Linked DNA regions of Homo sapiens: region 2 is linked to region 1. A link is an interaction called in ENCODE POLR2A ChIA-PET data of the cell type or tissue named here. Cell type or tissue: A673. All regions are shown on one strand. Links, peaks and the distances in the headings refer to the core of each region. The heading gives the core; the rest is flanking DNA.

Region 1 (2,932 bases), core at 206-2,705:
AATTTCTTGTTCCATCTGTTAATATGAATTCACTGCCAAATATTTTACTTTGTAGAACTGTGCTGGGATTGGCAAGAACATACACTATAAAAAAAGTTTAAAGGCCTGAATGTTTAAAAATCATGACATACGTTACTGCAAAAATAACTTCTACATTTTTGAACATGCTTTTTTTTTCTTTTTATCTTTGAAAAAAATAACTGCAGAGATTGCCATATAATATAGAAAGTTAACTAAAGAAAACATACGATCAAATGTTAGACCTTTAAAACAAAAATTGGAAGAAAATGTTATTCAAGAATGTTTGATTATAAATGAGGACTAATTCTTCAGTGCTACTTCTCAGATGGATCAGAGAACTATTCTGAATTGCCGAAAGACGTGGAGAAAAATATCTGCTGCTACCATGCAGCTCATATCCAATAATATCCTCTTATACAGAGATGCCATTATAGAAAGATAAATCTTTTTTCCTATCCAAATACTGTAATCCTTTAAAGGATTATGGTGCAATTTAGGTCACTAAACCACAATCTCTGTATAATTCTGAAATCTTTTGTTCATTAGCTTAGTTTTGTTTCCTCCACCAAATTTTACTTGCATGGATAAAATCAAAATACATTATACCCTTAACTCCATATGCATGTGTGTAATCATGTATGGCAGTGGCAGGAGTAGAGGGTGAAGAGGGAAAAAAAAGGAAGGCCCACAATGCAACGTAAACAGTTCTTGAGGCGCATTGCCATTCCAACACATAAAGGAATTTGGTCTGCAAATGGACACGTTTTTATTCTGAAAACCCTAAGAGAATCTAGGGCTAATGAACTGTTGAACCGGTTTGCCATCTTTGTATCTCTTTTCTTTGCAGGCAGATCCATGGGAGAAGAAAGAAATTTGAAGTGAATTGAAATTTGTGAGCTTAGACATATGCTAAGAGTACAGTTAACTTGAGTTACTTTTTCCATGCTGCTGAATTGGGTCCTGAATGAGGCAGTTTTGTGACTTAAACAGATTTCACTAATTTTCCTTCCTTGCACATTTAAAAAACAAACCACACTCTCCCATATTGCTGTTTGGGTTTTAACGGAGCTAAGGCATGCACACCCAATTACTATAAGCACTTTAAGTAAAGCTTAAAGATATGCAGCATGTTCTTAACTGCAAATGATATGATAGGTAGTGTCTTTCCTCTCTAGTTTTATGTCACATCCAAGAGATTAATCCTCTCATGAATCATCCATAATGACTAGAATAATTTGGGGAACTGAATGAAATTTTTCAAATTATTTATATCATGAACTCACAAGAATATGAATGGTGGGTTATGCAAATACAAACCATGCTTACAAAAGCTAAATACAAAAAAAAAAAAGGGAGGGGAAGAGGATTAAGTTTATATTTCTAAAACTGGACGTCTTTGAATTGATACACCGTGTGCTTATTACTTTACTGGTGGGTGATTCCTGTTACAGTTTATGAAACATACAAGGGCAACTTTTATTGTTTCCAACATTTGAGTAGAAAAATATGAATCTTTTGTATAAGGTTACAGTAAATGTACCAAATTCTCTAAGGATTAAGATGTTCATATTATGTGAAGTTCATATTTTGAGAAAAAATAACAACCCTTAAAAATAGCCAGAGATATGTTTTTCTATTTGAAACAGACTGGGCTTAAGTTCTGTAGGTTTTCCTAAACATGATCTCAGACAAAAGACAATTCTCTATCATCATATTTAAGAAGTATGGTGTTACCATATAGGAATCATTAATGAAATAGTTCCAAAATTCTATATCCTCAGTCTAAAAATTCATATAAACCTATACAATACATAAAACATTTTATAGAGTTTTAGATTATACAGTACATCAAAGTTTTAGTTGACTTATCTGAAAAGACATTTTTGGTTTGCAAATAAAAATGCAAAGAGAAGAACCTGTCAGAAAGTAAATAAAGTATGTAAATTAAATAAAAGGTAAGGCAGCTACACTTTTTATATAAATAACTGTGTTAACAGAGCTTTATGCATATTACAATATACTCAGATGCATAGCTTTTGCAAAAATAAATTCATTGCTCCTCTCCAAAGAATGGATTAAAACAATTTATTTTATAAAATTTGGATAGATAAGAAATGTAATAGCGATCCATGGAAAATAAATATAAAAATTATTCAAGCTCCATCTACTTTATGTTAGTAATGAGATGCACTTCATTCAAATTCCTTTCAATTGAAACAGTGCTGAGGAAGCAAAAACATGATTCTGTAGGAAATGATTTCTAATCTTCATGATAACATACCGATATAATACAATCATTTACAATTGACTAAAAGTTAATTTCAATAGTATAACATCTTTCTTGCAAAAATGTCAGCTTTTATTGATGAAACAAACTAAGAATAAAACATTTTTACTTGTAGTATTACAGTGCTGTTTTTCATTCTGTTAACCAAAACAACACAGTAATACTGTAAACAAAAAAATAACATCAGACTGCTTATGTTTGCGTGATTTTATCAAGAACCATAAGCAATGCAATGAAGTACATTAGCTGTGATTTTGGAAAACGCTCAATTCTTTTAGACCATATTCATGCTATTTTCAAAATAAGTGACCATTGGGCTAATTGTGTTAATTATCTATTATGCCTTGAAAGAACATAAAATTAATAATTGAAAATAATTGATCTCGCATATTCAAAGTACAATAAAAGCAAATAATATGCAACAAAGCTATTATCTATCATCATCATGTGTGTATACACACACACACACACACACACACACACAAGTTCATATATGTCTGTGTTTCTCAAATGGGGTCTAAATGTTTGGAGATATTTTTGGTTGTTACAACTTGAGATTCCACTAACATCTAGTTGGCAGAAGCCAGTGATGCTGCTGAATATTCTACAATGCACAGGACAGCC
Region 2 (2,932 bases), core at 252-2,751, 170 kb before region 1:
GGTTTTAGTAGAGATGGGGTTTTACTATGTTGGCCAGGCTGGTCTTGAACTTCTGACCTCAAGTGATCCACCCCACCCCCAGCCTCCCAAAGTGCTGGGATTACAGGTGTGAGCTACCACGCCTGGCCTAATTTTTGTATTTTTAATAGAGGTGGGATTTCACCAGGTTGGCCAGGATGGTCTTGAACTCCTGGCCTCAAGTGATCCTCCTGCCTCATCCTCCCAAAGTGCTGGAATTACAGGTCTGAGCCACCATGGCCGCCTGTCTGGCCTGTGTAATTATAATGCAGCACAGTAAGGAGTCAAATGGAAATGTAAGAGATTAAAGGATCTAAGAGGAGGGATTGACCTCAGGTCATTTTGGAGAAATATCAAGTGCCCTGAGAACCCAAGCAAACAAAAATTGCTTTTACAAGACCTTGAATATCAGCCATTAACAAATTCAAAATTGTATAGTTGGAAGAGTCATTCTGAGCATCTTAACAAAGTGTGTTTATGTGCTATCCTAACAACTTTCCTTCTAGGTCCAGTCATCGCAGTGACCACCAGTCATGTATGATCTGCTTCAACTGACAGCTGTAGTCAAAGTCCCATAGGTCTGTATTCTAGTGTTGGAGACTGAAGAAACACTTAACATCCTTCAGAATAACTCTGCCTCAGGGCAATTTTGGTTTCAAGTCCATCTTTGGAATGACACAGAATAATCAATCTAAGTTTTCACAGGTTACAAAAGTAATATTTTCGATTTCTGGTCTCACCTCAAAAACCTTGCCATTTCCCATGATAGAATACCAAGAAATGCAGGGCCAAGCACGGTATATTTTTTTTCTTCCATTTGGAACTAGTAAAAACGATGCCATTAGAAAGTACTTTGCAAATTAAAATATACACACATGACGTATAAATGCTAGATTATGAAAATAATTACGGTATGAGTTATATCTTTTTGAAACTCCCCTAGGTATTCTGGTGATAGTATTCTTAATTAGAGAGATATATATGTATATCATATTGTCTTCAATACCACCATCTGGCTCCACATGTGAGAAATGCGTGTAAGGTGCATTGGTTTTTCAAAGAAAATGAAAATATGTTTTTAAATGCTTTATCTTGTTTCCTTCTCATACATACTGAGAAACTAGCAGAGTCTTGGACATGATTAGACAGTTTTTAACGTAGCCAAACTCTCCAAAGTTGGCTCTAATGATTACTTTCCTGGAGACAGACTAGAACGTCAACTTCCATTTCCTGATGCCGTAAATAATTGTCCTCAGATGACAAGTCAAATTACAAGGCCTGTGCCATCATTCATTCCACTCATTTTGTTCTAAGAAGAGTTATGTAGAGGTTGAAGTCAATAGATGACTATAATATATAGCATACTTTTTATTAACCAAATAACTTGAAAGCACTATAAATACAAAATAAAAATGTTAAGAAGTGCGTGGATATAAAGCAAGGTCCATCACTGGGACCCTGTAAACAGCCGTAAAAGTCTTTGAATATCGTGGTTTACAAATCTGATTTTAACAGCCAAACTTATAAAACAGTTTACGCTTTTCTGTTGTCAAGGGAGAAAAACTTGCCAAATTGTTCATTTTAAGTAAATACAACATAACCAATTAAGGAAAGCAAAATTTAAACACATGCCTGTGATAATCGGGACATAGTTTGCTTCTGATTTCACTACTGATTTTAACAGAACAGTGTTCCTTCCATTTTCCCACAGCACCCAAGTGACCCCACACATACTTTTAGAAACTTGTAATCACACAGTGCAAATAAAAGGACACTTTACTGGAAAATACACAGTGTGGTACAATAATCCATCATTTATGAAAAATAGAATTCAGCCTTTTCTTTTCCCTCAGAGATTCAACTACTTTTTGAGGGTGAAGCTTCCTGCAGTTTAAAGATTTATGTTAAGCCAACGAGTAGTTTTTTTTTTCCATTCCCACTTTGAGTTTTTATTTGAAAATAAATAGAGCCAAAAGAGATATGGGTTTAAACTCTGAAATATTTAATCTGATTTGCATAAGAGACTAGAGCAATCACTCTTAATCCTAGGTATTTTTACCTCCATAAACATTAACCTTAACCTGAAATGTACTAGCTTTCCAGGTATTCTAGAATTTACTTATATTTCCTTTATGTTTTCCTCTGCTTTTCCCATTGGAGATCTTTTCTGTCAAGCCTGAACAAATAGAATGCTTTTCAAAGACTGAGAATTTTCAATAACAATAGGCAATTCAAATCTCAACACACAGGCCAAAGGCATTAGCTTTAAATACCATTCTTAACCAGTTGAGAGACTTAATTGGTGCTAAAACTGCTCTCACCAGAGGGGAGTTAGAATTCTGGGCTTTCTAAGATGTTAGGATAGTGGGCTTTCTAAGATGATCTTCAGTTAATAGTATTACATATGAGAATAGGCATTAGCCCAACACAAGTGTTATACCTGACACAGCTATTGTGCTATTAAAAATCACCTCTAGAGCTACGAATGCTTACTGTAAATGGGTGCCCTTAGTATACTTATTTTCTCACTTTAGTAACAGGAAGGGGAAACAATGCCCTCTGGATGGACGACGAATATCTACTCCCATTTAGGGTATGGGAACCAAAAAAGAAAACCCCCAAATCTTCCAGAATTCAACGGTTTGGATAATATGATCCAAAATTGTGCATCTGCCAGAACATCTCTTTCTGGGGACCTTATTTTGAAATACCTTCTTTTCCTGCCAAACTGCTGTTCTCGCGGTATTCCCATGTTACAATTACATGTTGTTATTATTTTTTTTTTGAAATTTGGAAGTGCTGGGACAGCCAACATTTCAGAAATGTTGCTAAAGGAAAGTGGAGTCATTATACTTCAGAAAAGCTATTACACACAGCTTTCTACACTACTTGTTCTCACTTTATCGGTGAGGTT

The links. Peaks named below come from ENCODE experiments on the same cell type or tissue, not always from the same donor. Only the 100,000 strongest peaks of a DNase experiment are listed, where the experiment ranks them.
Region 2: POLR2A ChIA-PET joins it to region 1 with 6 read pairs; 2 of 35 experiments call an interaction of 5 or more read pairs at or near these places.

The regions. Positions count from the first base shown.
Region 1 is chr2:143,309,727-143,312,658 of GRCh38, reverse strand. All of the region lies in intron 6 of ARHGAP15 (Rho GTPase activating protein 15), which reads right to left. Among named protein-coding and RNA genes, the nearest start is that of ARHGAP15, 180 kb to the right of the region's middle. In A673, for the core only: no CTCF peak of the experiment used is centred there; no DNase peak of the experiment used is centred there.
Region 2 is chr2:143,481,278-143,484,209 of GRCh38, reverse strand. All of the region lies in intron 8 of ARHGAP15 (Rho GTPase activating protein 15), which reads right to left. Among named protein-coding and RNA genes, the nearest start is that of ARHGAP15-AS1, 290 kb to the left of the region's middle. RefSeq lists enhancers at 1,911-2,671, 2,901-2,932. In A673, for the core only: no CTCF peak of the experiment used is centred there; a DNase peak (open chromatin) is centred at 1,249; H3K27ac peaks cover 2,424 bases.